Linked DNA regions of Mus musculus: region 2 is linked to region 1. A link is a loop called in an ENCODE intact Hi-C map of the cell type or tissue named here. Cell type or tissue: left cerebral cortex. All regions are shown on one strand. Links, peaks and the distances in the headings refer to the core of each region. The heading gives the core; the rest is flanking DNA.

What was found. Hi-C counts contacts between places; a loop is a spot of excess contacts. Peaks named below come from ENCODE experiments on the same cell type or tissue, not always from the same donor. Only the 100,000 strongest peaks of a DNase experiment are listed, where the experiment ranks them.
Region 2: a loop joins it to region 1, with 2.5 times the contacts of the local background. A loop is called at or near these places in 5 of 42 quality-filtered maps.

Annotation. Positions count from the first base shown.
Region 1 is chr8:83,994,645-84,003,102 of GRCm38, reverse strand. It overlaps Prkaca (protein kinase, cAMP dependent, catalytic, alpha), which reads right to left. Exons shown (of 10, transcript NM_008854.5): 9 at 8,144-8,308; 10 at 6,659-7,811. The coding sequence ends at 7,686. It overlaps Samd1 (sterile alpha motif domain containing 1), which reads right to left and starts at 5,587. Exons shown (of 5, transcript NM_001081415.2): 1 at 4,538-5,587; 2 at 3,863-4,160; 3 at 3,683-3,779; 4 at 3,476-3,587; 5 at 2,688-3,386. The coding sequence starts at 5,431. The coding sequence ends at 3,228. It overlaps 1700067K01Rik (RIKEN cDNA 1700067K01 gene), which reads right to left and starts at 1,640. Exons shown (of 6, transcript NM_183097.3): 1 at 1,198-1,640; 2 at 101-242. The coding sequence starts at 1,526. In left cerebral cortex, for the core only: a CTCF peak has its summit at 4,365 (motif pointing right); DNase peaks (open chromatin) are centred at 4,659, 5,256, 5,914, 6,196 and 2 more places; H3K4me3 peaks cover 2,396 bases; H3K27ac peaks cover 1,215 bases.
Region 2 is chr8:83,898,823-83,907,280 of GRCm38, reverse strand. It overlaps Adgrl1 (adhesion G protein-coupled receptor L1), which reads right to left and starts at 7,183. Exons shown (of 23, transcript NM_181039.2): 1 at 6,357-7,183. It overlaps Gm26721 (predicted gene, 26721), which reads left to right and starts at 7,554. Exons shown (of 4, transcript NR_166528.1): 1 at 7,554-8,100. In left cerebral cortex, for the core only: a CTCF peak has its summit at 4,129; DNase peaks (open chromatin) are centred at 3,804, 4,131, 5,335 and 6,125; H3K4me3 peaks cover 3,597 bases; H3K27ac peaks cover 1,307 bases.

The DNA of each region.
Region 1 (8,458 bases), core at 2,785-6,784:
GGGACTTCATGACCTCAGGCAGTCAGCCAGAAGCAACCCTCTTACCCCTAGGCAGAGTCTAAAGGTGAAAGGGGCCTGGAAAGAGAGCTACTATACACACCCCCTTCCGGACCAACTCCTGCAGGGCTCCATAGATGGGAGGGACACTCCTTGCTGCAGCCTCAAGGTATAAGAAGTATGGTTCACACATTGTTAAGAAGGTGGGCATGGCCTTGGCTAGCTGTTCCTTCTGTACTCGGTCCCTGCTGAAGGGAGAAAGGGGCCTTCATGTGGCATCTCTCCCCTTTCATCTCTAGGTGCCCCTCCTCCACCTGTATCCCGGGCTGAACCCTGATGAAATTTTCTCAGTGCTGTGAGCATGTGCATAGCATGCGCCAGAGTCCTGGGTTCCAATACCCCCAAATTAAACATTTTTTAAAAAGGGGGGCTGGGAGCTGAAGTAGGTGTGAGAGGCTGGAGCTCAGCATAGGAAAAGCTTCCCCAAGAGAAAGACCCCCCCCCCAAATGCCAAGTCTTTCTCCGTTGTCTTTCAGAACCACCTGCATCTGTCCTTTGAAACATTTGTTAAAGTGTGGGCACCTGGGCAGGGAGCACAACTCTGTGGCAGACAGAATGCTTGCCTGAGTTCCACCCCCAGTGTGTTTGGGGGTATATACAACCAAGTTCTCTCAAAACTGTAGAGCGAAGCTCGCTCAGAAAGCCTCCCGAAGACATCCCAGCCCTTTCCACTTGTCAGGACACTGCATTTTTCCTTGGGAGTGGAGGGTGGCCTCTCATACCAGAAGTTCTCTGACTAGAGTTGATGCAGATGGAACCTGGTTACCTGAATTAAACAGGGTTTTAAAAAGCTAAGAGAGCGTTTCAAATTTGGTAGGGAAGATGAGGAAGGAGGCTCACCAACCAGAACGGAATGAGACCTTCTCTCAAGAAGAAAAATATGGGCCCAATCAACCAACCAACCAACCAAAATCAAAGTTCTAGAGAAAAAAAGAAAAAATATTTTGCTACCCTAAAGGCCTATACATTGCCTGCTTCTGCCTCTCAATTCTTCACAGCCCTTGGTGCACTAGTAAAATGTATTCCTAATTAGCTAGACTCGTATACTGTATCTCTGGGCCCTGAGTTCAGTTTTTGGCCTTTGTGGGCTGCACAGCCTGTCCTCCTGTTCCTGGGACCTCGGCCTTTGTGCAGGGTCACCTGTAGAGCAAGTAGCTTTGAAAGTCATCCGCCTTCCTGAGCAGGTAACGGAGCTGGTCAGTGATGGGGCTGAACATAGAGTCCAGCGGGAGGCGAGCAGGGGCCGGCCCGAGCTCCGCTGCCAGTGGCTCCCGGGAGGACGTGGAGGCTGGAGCTTCCATCATGGGCTGTGCCCGCTGGGGCTCCTGCTCCGCTGAAGTCTCGGGTCTCCCGGCGGGCGACCACGAAGGGTCTCCATAGGGCGGCGGCCCGGGTCCCAGTTCCTCCGAAGGCGGTGCTTCTCCGGGGCCTAGGGCCAGCGACCCCGTGAACCAGGGTTCGGCAGCCATCCGCGTCCACAGTAGGCTCCTCCAGCTCCTGCGGCGTCCCGGGAGCGCACACACCTGGGGCCGACCGGCTTGGGCAGTGAGCGCAGCCGCACTCAGCCCGGCCTCGACGTCTCTGCCGGCGCCGCCCCGCGGGGCTTTCGCCTCTTTTGAATTTCAGCACGCGGAGGGCGCGCAGCCTGGGCCTGCACTGCGCACGGAGCTCGGCGGGCACCTGGCGCGCGGGGTGCTGCCAAGGGCGGAGCCCCAGACCTGCCTCGTGTTTGCGGTGCGCAGCTAGGCGCCTTTTCTCTTCCCAGGCAATTGACTGGACTGGATGGGGGTTGTGACGGTTACCCAGAGGCCTAGGCTACACCCCAGCAGGTGACCCCAAGATCTCTTAACTGATGGAGCTGGGATCTGCTTTTGACCTTCCTAAGGCCTAGTGATACAGCGGTTACTTATACAATAAAAATCCTCAGATGGGTGATCTTATCCCATCGTCTTTTTAGTTCCAGTATGCCCGCACTGGTCCCAGAACACTTGTAGGTTGGATTCCTTGCTACGTGCAAAGACTGACTGGTATTTAAGTACAGGCTAGGAAGCCAAATATATTACAAGGCTGGAAGTACGCAGCAACAGGTGTCACACTGTCCTGTGTGACCCTCAATTTGACTTTGTCAAGCCAGCTGCCCTGTCTATAAAATGAGTTTTATGACGTCTGCTTCACCAAACTACAGAGGTGACAACAAAACGCTCAGCAAGTGTGCAGTTAACTGTTAGTCACTCAACAAACACTTGAGCAGGTGGTTCTGGAATGAGATGGCAGAAGACAAAGGAACTATTCCAGTCCTAGACTGATTTTGTCATTGTTGAGACAGGACTGAGTGCCTGTAGCCCAAGCTGCCTTTTAACTATGTAGGTAAGTCTAGTCTCGAACTCCTGATCCGACTTCCCTCTCTGAAGTGTGAAGATAACAGGTGTGCCACCAAGCCCAGCCACAAAAACCGTCTCTTTTTGTGGTGGTGGAGATAGAACCGAGACGTTCTATCTGTATACTTGGTGAGCCCATTGAGTAGTGGGCTGAGGGAAGCCGTAGCTATTCTGCCTCACCACATTACTGTCTTAATGTTAAACTCTTCAAGGAGGCTTTTAGCACCTTCTTCCTCCATACAGAAAATGAACTTTTTTTTTTAAAGTTTTATTTAAAAAACCTTCGGTGCAATATTAAAAAGCAATACAGCCAGGTGGTACAATAGTAGACAGACAGAAAGGGAAGGACAAGAGGACCCAAGGTCCCTTACCTCACCTGTTCCCCAGAGGCTGGGGGTCAAGGGGGAGGACACGGGGGTGGTGGGACGAGGAAAAAACCACCACCAGGATGAATAGGCAGAACAAAACACATATAAGATACATCTGGCTGAACTGAAGAGGGGTTTGGGGCCACAGGAAGCTCCCGTTTTTTTGTTTTTCAAAAATGTCCTGGTCTGGGGAGAAAGGGTGACCCCAGGTAAATGAGCCAACCAAGTCCTCCAACCCCATACTCCACTGCTGTGGAGAGGGGTGAACTAAGGTCAGGGGTGTGAGAAAAGGGGGAGAATGGAGAAGGGCACCCCCTCCCTGGAGTCTGTTAGGAAGGTTGAGTGTACCCATGCCCAGCTCCTGGACTATGGAGCCGCCCTGGGTGCAGTCTGGACTGGTTGGGGTGGGGACATGGCTGGGTGCTCAGCCTAGAAGGCCATCAGGATCATCATCCTCAAAGTGGCCTTGCTGAAGCACCTTGATGTGGTGCTCGTAGATCTTCAGGGCTGGGCCCAGGCGAATGGATAGGCCAGTGAGCACATCTGTCCGTTGCATGAGCAACAAAGACTTGCCATCAATTTCCTGGGCAGGACAGAAACGGGCAGGGTCAGTGAACACCCGTGAGGCCCTCTGTGCGTACACACACCTGTAGGCCCAGGCTGGGAACTCACCTGCTCTTGAAAAGCAGTGGCCTGCTCTGGGAAGCCCGCCTCAGTGAAGTATTCCACCACATCCATGACTGTCCACTCCACTGGGTCTGTCGGCTTCTCCTTGCGCCCGGGACTGCATCAGAATGGAGAGCAACAGTGACCTTGACACAGCTCTGATTGCCTAACACCCAGGTGCTAACCCCCAACGCTCCCAATGCCTCAACTTACGGACAGCCAAAAGGTGTCCCATCAGCCCCAGGTAGAGCTGGTTTTCCTGGAGGCAAAGGCACCGGAGATGGAGAATCTGGAGCTGCTCCAACACAAGCTGGGAAAGGAAAAGCAGAGGGCAGTCAGGCTAGGGATCACAGCTCCCTGCTCAGCACTGCCCCAATCCAGAGGGGGCCTTACCTGATCCCCCTTCTTTATTCACAGCTGTCATCGGGAACACCTGCCGTGTGCAGCTGCCAGGTGCTGGTCCCCGTCCTTCATCCTGGCCCTGGTAGGGTCCACAGGGCGACCACTCCTTGACCCTCTCCTTAGCACTCTGAGGGCCCCGCTCTCCATTAATCTGATGGTGCTGAGCACCTGCGGGGCGGTCACTCTCGGGCACTTCTGAGCCCTCAGATACATTGTCCTCCTCCTCCTCCTCCTCGTCTTCATCCTCATCTTCCTCTTCTTTCTCAAACACCCGTTCTTCTCCACCTCTCTGGGGCCAGAGAAAGAAGCAGGCAGAGTTAGAGCTCTTCTAGTCCCAGATGAAATCCAGTGTCCGACGCCACCTTTGACAACAACACGGAGTAACTTTTACGCTGTGCTGTCGTTTCCGTGCCAGGTTCTGGGTTAATAAAGCCCTCAATAGCCAAGTCTTACTAAACTCGTTCAACTACCCCCAGGGGTCGCTACTGTCAGCAATCCACGTTTACAGCCGAGGAAACTGAGGCTCCCGCAGATCAGATCACTGACCAAGACCACCGCGTTCGGAGTCCACGGGGACCGTGGGCGAATCCCGGCCACCTGACGTCCCGCTCCCTCCCGGGACTCTGGTCCCCGCCAACTTCGCCCGCACCTGCCCGGTGCGCTCACCTTGCTCCGCGCCGCGCGTGCGCTAGCGGCCGGCGGCGCCCGTCCCGGCCTGTCTCCGCGGGGTAGCGCGAGCGCTCCCAGGCGGGTGCGCTCCAGACGGCCTCGCGCCGCTTCCTCTTCCAGCAGCCCCTGCACGCGGCCGCGAGTGAGGCGGCCGCTGGCGCCGCCACTGCCCCCGAGGTAGCGCACGACTTCCCGCAGGCTCACGGGCCGCGCCGGGCCGCCCGCCCGCGCCGCGCCCCCCTCCGGCGGCGGCTGTGGCTGCGGCGGTGGCGGCTGCTGCTGCTGTGGCGGCGCCGGCGGCTCCCGGGCGGCGACGGCGGGCGGCGGTGCACGGCGCGGGCCGGCTGGGGGCGCCGCGGCCGGGGGCGCGGCGGGCGCTGGTGGCGGCGCGGCCAGGGGCGCGGCCCGCTGCGCCCGGGGACCCGGCTGCGCGGGGCCGGGAGAAGGGGGCGCTGTGGCGGCGGCCGCGCGGGGCGCCCGGGTCGGGGCGGCGACGGGCGCGGGCGGCGGGGCGGGCGTGGGCGGCGGCGCGGCGGGGCCCCCGCGGGGGACGCGCGGCGGGGCGGGTGGGGTGGCTCCGCGGCGGGGCGGCTGGACGCGCGCCGCGTTGCGGTACGAGATGCTCCCCTTGTAGCTGACCCGGAGCACGGCGCGCTGCTGGATCAGTTTCTCGAGCTCCGCGCGCGTGCGCTCCGGCTCCGGGCCGTGCCGCCGCCGCACCATCCGGCAGATGCGCTCCAGGTCCGGCCGCGCCTTGCGCGAGCGCAGCGAGTCGATGGTGTCCAGAATCCACTCTTGGTAGTGCGGGGAAGCGGCGGACGACGAGGCGGCGGCCGCCGTGGTGGCGGCCGCCGCCGTCTCCGGCGGGGGTAGGGCCGGGGGCCCCGCCATGCCTCCCGCCCGGCCCGGCTGCACGGTGCGCGCTGCCTCCCTCCCAGCGCGGCGCCCCCTCCCCGCTCCCCTCCCTCCGCCGCTGCCCGCCTCCTCCGCCTCCCCCCGGGGGGCGCAGCGCCTCGGCGGAGCGGCGGCGGCGCTGCTGTTTCTTCGCAAAAAAAAAAAAAAAAAAAAAAAAAAAAAAGCGAGAGAGAGGAGAGCGCGCGAGAGAGACAGAAAAAAAAATAGTGAGAGAGAAAGAAAAGAGGAAAAAAATATGCACACACTCACTCACTCGCACGCACGCACACAACAGCCCCGCTTCTGCTGGGCGCGCGCGGGGCCGGGGATGCGAGGAGGGAGGAGGGGAGCGCGGCGCGGCCGGCCCCTCCCCGCCGCCGCCGCACGCGCGCCCTGCGCCCGGGACACTCCGGCCCCCCTTCCTGCTCGCCCTCCCCCGCTGCCCGCCTTCCTCGCTCCCTCCCACCCCCACGCGCCCGCTTTTAAGGTGGAGCCCGGGCCCCCGCCCGCCCCGTGTACCCGTCGCTCTAGCTCACTCCGGCTCGCTCCGGCCCCCCCTTACAACTCCCGCGCGCTTTTTAAGGAGGCGCCGCGGAGTTGGCGCCGGAGCGGGGGCGGGGAGCGCGGCGGGCGGGGGAGGGGGAGGGGAGCCCAGGGGGGAGGGGACAGGGGCGGGCGGGGCGCGCGGGCGGCGTTCGGCCGCCCTCCAGCCATTGGGCGCGGGACCCAGACGTCCTCGGCGCCCAGCCCCCTCTCCACGCCTCTCCGCGCTCAGCGCTCTCGGGACCGCACTTACCGGGAACTAGCCGCGCCGCGGCCGGACGCGCCTCGCTCCTGGGAAGCCGCGGAGACCTCACCAGCGGCCCTGCCGCGCCTACATGAGGGCTTGGGGGCGCGCGGGGCTCCCCTTTTCTCCTACCCTGCTAATCCTGCTGCTGTTTGGCCGAACCGGTCCGAGTGGCCCTCTCCAGTGCCCTCTCTGTCCCGGACTAGACCGAAGTAGGGGTGGGAGCAGATTTGAGGGCCCCGAACTCAGGGTCAAAGGACAGTTTGCCCACCCCACCCCTCCTTTCTCTGGCCAGGCGGAGGAAGTACAGGAATTCCAGCCAAACCTGGTTTCTCCAAGGTCCCGAGGCCGGGGTCTCCAGAACCTGGACATTGAGGTTCGAAATTCCCTTTCCAACACCCCAAGGGTGTGATCGAAGTCGGGAAAACCAGCGACACTTTTATTTTAAAACAAAACTTTATTGGTAATAGTTTTCAAATATGTTTACAACAGCACACTGTTCAAGAGGAAGTCTCATCCTTCGAAGCACACAGGTTGAACGACCCCCTCGTCCACCCGGGGCCCCCACCCAGGCCTGAGAGCTCCTCCTTTTTGGGAGAAGTTACGAGAGGGATAAACACAGGGATAAATGGGGTAATTTCCCCAGCAGCTCCCCACCTTTCTATTGAGAGAAAAAGCACAATCAGACTTGGGGTTGCAGTGAGTGGGGACGCACGGCAAGAGGTGATGGACAGCTGACAGCTAAGCTAGAAGCGAGGCGCCCAGGATGGGGGAGGCTTCTTAAGGGGGCTGATGCACAGGACAATTGGCATGAGACCACTGGAAAGGGGGGCCGGGAGGCTAGCAGCTCAGGGCGAGATTCCAAGCCCAGTTCCTTCCTTGACAGGGTCAGTTGGCTACCCGGGTCTCATCAGAATGGATTTAGGGAGTGAGGAGGGTGTTTGGGGAGGGTGGGACAGTTTGGAGGGTGGGAGGCACTGGTGGAACTTAATTTAAATGAAAAAAAAAAAAAACCCCACTGGCAAGCAGCCCTCTGTACAGGTCATAAAATCTCCCTTTCCAGGTAGGGCTGCATGGAAGGGAAGGTTGGCGTTACTGTTCGTTCATCCTTAGTATCCAGTGCTAGGGTCGGGAAGGAGGCTGAATTTGGGGCCCTCTTTCCGTACCCTGCCCCTGGATACACCAGCAAGATTGGGTATGGCTGGAGCTAAGAAATTCATTGAAAACAGGCAGGGAAGGGTGGAGAAGAAGGGAGAGGGGGAGCAGCTGATGTTGCCCCTTCCCCAGTATCTGGAGCGCTTTCCTGCTCTCCTTAACCCTGGGGGTGTGGAGTGGATGTTAAATTAGATGCATGGAACTCTAGGGCCCTCTGGCTGTTCGATCCAACCCTCCCACCCCCAACCGGAAAAAAAATAGAAAGAAAAAGAAAAAATGAAAGAGAACCCAAGGGGCACAAGCACACCCCTAAAACTCAGTAAACTCCTTGCCACACTTCTCATTGATGGAGACCCGGATCTCTTCCTCCTCATAGTCGTCAAAGTTACTCGTGTCCCCAGGGCCTTTAAACTTTGGTATGAAGGGAGCTTCCACCTGGATAGGAATCAAAACCACCCAGATCACATTAGCTGACCTTACCATCACAACAATAAAGGTGAATGGCTTAATATTCAAACAACACTTGCTGTGACCCAGGCCTGAGCTCAACATTAAGGTCTTCTCTGCAACCCAACTTATCAAATGGAAGTCACTTCCCAGAGGATATTTCCTGCCTAAGACCACAAAGTGGCCAGAAAAACCCAGTATCCACCATGTATAGTCCCTTACTGGCTTGAGGAAGCCTTCTGTTTAGTCTGGAACTTAATGGGCTGTCTATGCTATCCTAGCCGTAAGTCCAACTTTGGGTATGGGAAAAAGAAGCCCACCTTTCTCTGATAGATGGCAATCCAGTCAGTCGTGGCAAACCACTTGTGGTTCTTGATGTCATTGACCCCGTTCTTGAGGTTCCCAAAGCGCTTGGTGAGATCCACCTGCAGAAGGTTCCGCAGCAGGTCCTTCAAGTCAGAGCTGAAGTGGGATGGGAACCGCACCTGGAAGGGGTGTAGATACGAGTGGGGCGCTGCTCATAGGCTTTGGGGGTCCAGAATGCCACCTTCTCCATTTTTGACACAATTCCCACCCCCTCCTCTGATACCGCAGACAAGGTTTCTCTGTGTAGCCCTGGCTGTCCTGAAACTCTC
Region 2 (8,458 bases), core at 2,414-6,413, 95 kb after region 1:
ACTGTGGTACTTCAGTACCAGGGCAGCCATGGTGTGTGTCCACCTCACAGTGCCCCTGTTCACCTCAGCTTCACCTCCCATGCCAGGCAGAGGGCATACAGGACACTCTTGTCCCCCCGATGACTGCATGCTGGCAGGGGAGGTGCGAAGTCCCCCAGAAAGGGGGAAAAAAAAGAAGCAGAATTCTCAGGAAGGCAAAGGGACAAAGCCACAGAAGAGCATCCTCAGGTCCAAGGTTCAAATCCTGATGAGGTTCACTTCTGGCTAAATGACGAGATATGTATGCAGGTCACAGTTTTGGAACCATGTCTCTGCAGGGGCACATTGAGTGGCAAAGTGTGGTTGAGAGGCTCAGAATAACGTTGGGTTTGTGGTTGCAGCACCTCATAGTGCAGCACTTGCCCGGCTGTGGAAATCCCAGGCCCCATATCTCCACTGCCTCAGGTAGGCAGGTAGGCAGGTAGACAGACAGACAGAAAAACAGACAAAGTAGTCTTTCCACCTGCTCTCCTAAGCAGCTACCATGTGTCAGCCAGCACTCAGGAGCAGGAGCTGGTGCTAAGGAAGTAGTCTGGTTATGTTCTAGTTCAGTGGAAGATAAAGCTAGAAGGGGGGGGGCTTTCATTTTTTATATATATGGGTGTTTTGCCTACATGTATGTTTGTGTACCACATATGTGCTGTACCCCACAGAAACCAGGTTAGGAACCTGTCCCTAGAGTTGTAGGCTGCTGTCAGACTGCTGGAAACTGGACCCAGGTCCCCTGGAAGAGCAGCCAGTGTTCTTAACCACTGAGCGGCCTCTCGCAGTGACTACAGAAACAGGCAGGCTCATCTGGAGACAGCAAAGACTCTGGGGCTTAGACCACGTTTACAGAACAGCCCAGGGAGAATGAGGGGCCATGAGCCGTGGGGAGGCAGCCAGACTATGTCTGAACCTATAGTGAGAATGTTGGTTTCTTTAAAAAACACAGAAATATTATAAGAATGTATTTTCATTTTAACCCCAGGTGTGGGGTCTGGTGCTGCTTCAGACCGTTCACAGCAGCTGACTGTGATTTGCCTCCTGCTCTAGCAGGGGTGGGATTCCACCAGTGGCAGATAGTTATTGCAATCGTGTGACATGTGGAATTCTGGGGACTTTTCAGATAGTATATAAATGCCAGGTCCCTGAGAGCCAGGGTGGGTTGTTGGTTGGCTGTGGTTTGTCAAGCAGTCATATGCAAGGAAATGAGAATTAGGACCCTGATGGTGAAGATCAAACTTACCCCAAGGAACTCAATGCCCTAATCTGCAGGAAGTAGTCTAACAAGAATGTCACTCCCTTCCCCCTCCATCATTTTTTTCTCTCTCCTATCTAGAGTTAGGGGTTTGAAAGGGTGGAAGAAAGAATAACCCACAAAGCCCCAAATGGAGCCGCCCCTAGTTGAGGTGCTCTGTGGCAGGGTCTGGCGACCATGGTTTGGTCACCGCCTATTCTGTCTGTCATGAGCTCAGAAGGGCATCTTACGTTTCTAGGGTGAAGAGAAGAATGAACTTGAACATAGCCAGTCCAGAGCCCGTGGGAACCCCCATGTTGCTTTATTTTGAGTGGGTGTGCCAAACTTGCACTCACGGCCTTAGAGTATGCTTGTCAGCTGGACAGTTCTGCCTTGGAATTGATTGGCCTGGAGAGACTACTGGGTGCTGCCGTGGTACCTGTGGAGGACACTGTTGACACTGAGGCAGTGTATCTCTAGGGTGGTGTTGGGCATCCTACAGATTCCAGGGGGTCCCATAAAGAACACCATGAAGAACCTTGTCCATCATCCCAGCACTCAGGAGGCTGAGGCAAGAGGGTGGAAGCCTGGGACAACAGAGAGGAGACGGGGGAGAGAGAAAGGGCTAGCTAGCATGCACATCAGGCTCCAACATCAGGGATACCATTGGGCCACTAGTAGCTCACAGTCCATGTGTGACTTTTTAAGTCTCTGGGTAAGTGTGGGGACGTTGTTATTTTTAGCTCTGGGGCGTTTCCAGTTTGTTGACTGAACTGTTATGTTCTCCCCACTTTGGAAGGGGAGGCGAACAAGACAAGGTTACTCGCTCCCCAGGGCCCAGAGAAGCCTAAACCACGGAGGATCCCATCCCAGAAAGAGGGTCAGTGTCCGTGGGATCTTGGGAGCAACTGCTCACATTCTAAGGGCTCCCAGCCTCCTGGTGAGGGTAAGGGTCCCTCGAATTCCCTCTCTAGAGCCTAAACCCTGTAGCACAGTCATGTGGCACCATGTCCCCACACGTCCTCACACGCAAGGGTACCTTTGATGTCCCCAGATGTGCACAGAATTACATAAGAATGTAAGCATAATTAAACCAGCCCTTGCCTTGCTACTAAAGGGGGGAGGGGGCAGGTCAAAGGGTTATCGTACAGGGCCAATTGTGCCAGCCCACCTCCCTCCCTCCTCCCTTTGCCCTACATTGCTTTTATTATCTGTAATCATGTTTATGTGTTGGAGGGGGGTGTGCACCAGTGTAGGTGCCAGAGATGTCCGATCCCCAGGAGCTGGGAACTGAATTCTGGTCCTGTACGAGCGCAGCACACTTGTGACTCTTAAGCCATCTCTCTCCCTCCTTTCTTCCTTCCCTCCCTCCCTCCCTTTCTCCTTCCTTTCTTCCTTCCTTCCTTCCTTCCTTCCTTCCTTCCTTCCTTCCTTCCTTCCTTCCTTCCTTCCCCTCTTTGTAAGATCTCCCTCTGTAGCCTGTGCTGGCTTCCCACTCATGCTCAGCCAACCCTGAGAGTTGGGAATGGCAGGCCAGGACCACAGGCAGTTCAACAATGAGCTCTTCTAGGGCACCTGTGCTCCTAAACTAACAAGACCCCGAACCTCTGGATCGTACTCAAGACAGACAGACAGACAGACAGTAAACAGGCACAATCAATCAGGGAACTACAGAGGTGTCACGGGCTCTACAGAAAGACAGGAGGGCTGCGGAAGCTGAAGTCTGAAGCAGAGTTCACAAGCCATGTCCTGGGTGGAACTGCCTTTGTAAAAGCAGGAGAGTGGGTGGGATGAGACAGCACGTGACGGCACACTCTATCCCCTAAAACTGGAACTCAAGGGGCTGAGGGGCTATTCAGTCTAGGGCTGCGCTCCCTAGAAGAAACACACACACACACACACTCTCTCCCTCCCTCGTCAGGATATGAGCCTAGGGACTAGAAGTAGTCACTGTCCCAGTGGCACCTCAAGCCTGGAACCTGACAGAAAAAGCACTTGGAAGTGTTTGCAGTTTGCTCACAGAGGGGCACCAGCCCTTCAGGGACACACAGCAAGCTCACACTAGTAGGTTTGGGCAAGGTAAAGTCCTCCGGTCAGTGTGCATACAGACAGCTACCGAAGAGTCACCCCCTTGGCATGGAGGGAGGGATGCAGTCTGGACCCTCTCTGAGCGCAGGGACAAGTAGCACATGGGAACCATGGTAGTCACTACCCTAGGCCAGAACCAGAGAGTGTGCTAAAGAGGCACACAGACTTAAGAAGTGGAAACCGGCTCGGTTTGGAGACACCAGGTCTTCCCTGACAGTGGAGAGAGAGCCCCACCCCCACCCCAGGACCCCACTTTCTGTCCTTAGTAGCAGACATCTGGTTCTATCACAGGCAGAGAGGCTCGCAAGTCTTGCTGGGCATCTCCAGCTCACAGGGGAACCCCTACCTCGAGCAGCTCCTCCTCCAGTGTCCTCACAGAGGGGCTGGAGGAGGGGAAGTGTCTGGCGACTAGAAATCTGATCCCTGGGAGAAGCCCACACAGAAACTAGAGCTTTCAGTGTCCTTGGCCAGGTCTGGCTGAGGAACCAGCAGAGGGCGGGGACACAGACCAGAAGCTCCTGTCTGTGGTGGGAGTGGGAGGTGGCTCCCGTTCCCACTACTCTTCTTTCAGGGGTGTATGCTTTAGAGGTTTTGGGGCCCACCTGACCCTCTTCCTTCCCCTCTGCTAGATGCCCATGTTGAGGCCGAAGCACCAGAGGGTCTCTTGTCAGCCTGGTGGAATAGTCAACACAGACAAGAAAGACAGCAGGCAGCAGAGTCCCATGTGCAGATGGAGATCAGAGAGGGCTTGATGCAAACAGACTCCTCTAGCAGGGCCAGGCGCTCACAGGCTCCTCCCCCCTCGTGGGGCTTCCAGAGCGCCCCCTAGGAGAAGGGGGTTCCCCAGGGCAGGCTGGGAATAGAAGCCTGGCTCCGCATCTCTGGCCTTCCACCTCCTCCCCCCTGGCTCGGTGGCCCAGGTGCACTAGTCCCCAGCTCCTTACACTCCCACAACTCCGGGGACTGTCTCCACGTCCAAGGATGTCCAACAGCACAGGAGATAGTGGGGTACACCCGTCCCCATGACTGGGAGTAAGCAAGCACATCAGACGGAAAAAAGCAACAGGGCGGCCCAAGCCAGCGGGGGGGGGGGGGGGGGAGATGCTGGGAAGCCAGCGGGAGGGCTGGTACCCACATATCCACATGCACGGCTGTGGCTCAGTGCAAAGGTGCCATGCCGCCAGCCACGGAATTAGTTCTTTTCCGCCTTCCAGATGATTTTTCATCTCTGTAATTAATGGGCAAGTCATATCTGAACGGCATGGCAGGCAAATTGCTAGTTAGGAAAATCACAGATAATTTTCTCGATATGATAATGAAGGTTGTATTCCGTCTCTTATTCTCCCTGTTTTCATCCTACTTTTAAGTAATAAATTTGGCATTAGTGGGCAGGGTGTGGGGAGGAAGGAAGTCACCTGTCCCCAAAGCTAGGACCTGTCTTAGCAGGCGTCCCCCAACACACACACCAAGGTCCCCAGTTCCTAACTGGGCAGATGAAGAAGAGGATGCCAGAGATGCTTGTGGGGACCCTCAAAGGAACACTCTGACATTCCATGATTGATGGGGTATTGCCAGGGTCTAGGGAGGGGGGAGAGCAGGGGTAGCCATCAGGCTGTGGGCCAGATAGAGTTGGGTCTGGGGTCGGATTAAAGACTCACGCCTGCCCTTGGGGTGCAGGAAAGAGAAGCAGGTACCAATGGCCTCTCTCTCAGCAGCACTGGAGGTCAACAGGCCCAGAACAGACATCCACCCTCAGGTGTCCTCCACACCTGTCCCTACACTGTCCAACTCTCTCCCCACGTTGACCCTCCCTACTCCACTGGAGGCATGAGGGTAAGCAGAGAGAGGGGGAGACAGACAGAGATAAAGAGGCTGCCAGCCATCTTGGCGGCCATCTTGAACCCCTCCCCCAACTCCCCCAAACGCACCACATGTTTGGATATGGGAAGACAGATCCGGCTCTGGGTCCCAGAGAGGCTGGGAAAGAAGGGGGCTCTCTGGTTCACATTGGGACAGGAGGGACATCCACAAAGATGCCAAAGCTGAGGAGAAGGCGGGGTGGGGAGATGAGGAAGGTACAGTAATAAGATGCTGGGCGAGGATAGGGCTGGAAGCTAACCTAGCCGAGAAGTGTACAGATTGGGATGGGTGAGCTTAGGGGCTGTTTGCCGGCGGGGTGCCATCTTCACATAGGTGCCTGGGGTGCACTGAAGTGATGCCATTTGAGGACATTTTCTGGCCACTGCATAAGTACACACTACCCTCCCACCACACACACACACACACACACACACACACACACACACACACACACACACACACACACGAACTGGACTTTCATCCCAGGACCCTCAAACGGGACGATGACAACTGAGCCACACAGCTCTATTTCAGGAACACCTGGAAGAGGAGAGAAAGCTCGTTCCGGTAGATCCAACCTGACAGCCTCCATCCGTGCTTAACAGGGTACCACTAACAGAAGATGTCTCACAACTGCACCAGGGTTGCCCAAAGCACCCCTCCGGGCTGAAACTCACTCGACACCCAGACATACCTCTCCCCATACCACCCCCAACCACCATTAGCGCCACTGCCTCCCAGAGAAAAACAAGCCATGTCGGGGGGGGGGGGGGGCTGGCCCAGCATCCTGCGGTGCCAGCCCCCCGACATGGCTTCTCTGGGGAGCCCGGGCCCGCGCGCTGCGCGCACACGCACCCTCTCCACTCACACCCAGACACCTACACAAACAGGGCGCCAAGCACCCGCGCGCACACGCACCGGGGACACGCAGGCACCGCCGCGCCGCTTCCCCACAAAGGCCGGCGCGCGCGCGGGCACACGCAGCCACGCGCGGGCACACTAGCGGTCCCCTCCCCCTGCAGGGCACCCTGCGGCCGCCCATCCGCACCCTCACCAAGCCCCCGGCGGGCGGGGGTAGGGTGCTCCCCGCCCCTCCCGCCGCGCACACCTGGCCCAGGTGCGGCGTGGCCTGAGGCTCCCGCACACTCACCTGTCCAGCGGCGCTTCGGGGTCGGCCGTGCGCGCTCCTCCGGCGGCTCCGCGAAGCCGGGCCCCCCGCCCGGCACATCTCCCGGAGCCCGGCCCAGGGGGAAGCGGGGAGGGGGTGGCTGAGCGAGGGAGGACTCCGTGTCCCTTCTTTCCTCCGGCCCAGCACCGCCGCCACCGACCAAAATTTAAAAGGGAAGGGGTGGGGGGGGGGAGTATAAAAAAAAAAAAAAAAAGGAAAGAAAAGGCGGATCGCGGCGCTCCGGAGGCGGCCCCGGCCCCGGGCGCGCGGGTCTGCGCCCCTCCCGGGGAGCGAGGCGTGGAGGCGGAGGGGCGGGGGCGGCGTCAGAGCTCGGGGGGCTGGGGCGAGGCGGAGCCCCCCGAGGCGGCGCCGGCTGCCCGCATCTCCCCCGCAGCTCCGCGGCCCCGACGGAGGCGGCACGTGTGTGCCCAGGCGACTTCCCAGCGCCCCCGGACGGCAGCGGGCGAAGGGTTAACGCGGCTGCCCGGGCGGCCGCGCAGGCCCCCGCCGCCCGGCGGCGCCGCTCCTGGGCCCGCGCGGCCCCATCCGCCGGGGCGTCTCCGGCAGACGGCGGGGCGGGGGCGTCGCAGCGCCGACTGCTCCCGCGCCGACCGCTCGCGCTGCCCGCAGGGGGCCGGAGCTACACAGCTGGAAGCAGGCGCGGCGGCGTTGCGCCCCCGGGGTGGCCGGAGCAGGGGGCGCGGGGCTGGGCCCGTGGGCACCGCAGGACTCGCGGAGCGAGCGGGCGCGGGGCACCAGCAATGACAAGCCGCCTGCTCTCGGCGCTGCCGGGCCCGCCGGCTCCGGGAGGGGGGCGGCGGACAAGCGCAAAACCTGGCCTGGACTACCCGCCGGGGACTAGTCTCCGCAGCCCTCCCGTGCGCCCCGAGGAAGGGCCCGGAAACCTGGCCTGGAGTTCCACTCGCCTCCCCCAAGGAAAAGTGGGCAGAGGGAGGCGACGCGCTAGATCCCCCTAGTTGGGCTGGGGGGGGGTGGGGTGCGACGGGCGGCAAGAAAAAACGGAACGGACTCTGCAGCCGTGCTGTGCAGAAAGGCGCCTAGCCGGTGAGGGGTAAATGGAGAGCTGTGCAAGGACTGCGCAAAACCTGGTCCGGATTTGGCAGAGAGGGTAGGGACGGGAGGGGCGCGGTGTGGGGGGGTAGGAGTGGGAGGGGAGGTAGCTGCGACAGGGCCAGATGCACTCGAGGCACGCAAATTTCGGTCCGGATTCTTCCAAGGGAGATGGAGTAATGCGTCAGGCCTGTGCGGTGGCAACAAAAAAGACCTGGACCAGAGCGTCTCCCACCCGGGATTGCAGGAGGGCCGGAGGGAGTGCTGCTTAGTGACTGACAAGAGCGTAGGCTGTCCCCCATCTTCCTAACAGCGACGTGGGGTGGGGAGGGACAAAATGAGGGCTGGACTGAGGTATGGAAGGATCCCGCGCGCTGGCTGCAACAGAGCCGGCAGGTAAAAGCAGTATCTGGATCCTGGGTGATGCGACAGGAAGGGGATGTGGTGTGGATCCCGCTACCCTGGGAGACCAGACCTACAATAAAAAAATAAATAAATAAATTAATTAAAAAAAAAAACGAGGGAGGGACGCAAAGCCAGGACTGGAGCGTAGGTAGGATGGGATGAGAACAGCCCCCCTCCCCCAAACAGAAGAGAGAGCCTTGGCAACCGGACAGGGTCCTGGAGCTGACCAGGCTGCAGGAGCGGAGGAGAGGTTAGTATCTATAAACGCCTCAAGCGTCTGGTTTTGGAGGGGGTGGGTAGGGAAGAAAAAAAAAATTGAATTTTAGGTTGATGGCGAGAGCAAAAGCCCGGTGCAGATTTCCACAACGTAAGAACTACACTGCAGGTGATGGACTCGGAGAAGTAGGGCAGCGGATCGGACTTAGATTCCTAGGCTTTGGACTTAGTGAGTGAAGCCAGAGGCTGGGTTCAGCCCCCCAGCTACAGATGAAGCCTAGGATTGCTTCTCTAGATGGGAAAGGGGGTCGACCTGGCCCAAATATCTGGAGCCAAAGCTACCACTGCCTAGACTTATAGTTTATTTGTTTTTTTGGTTTTTTTTTTTTTTT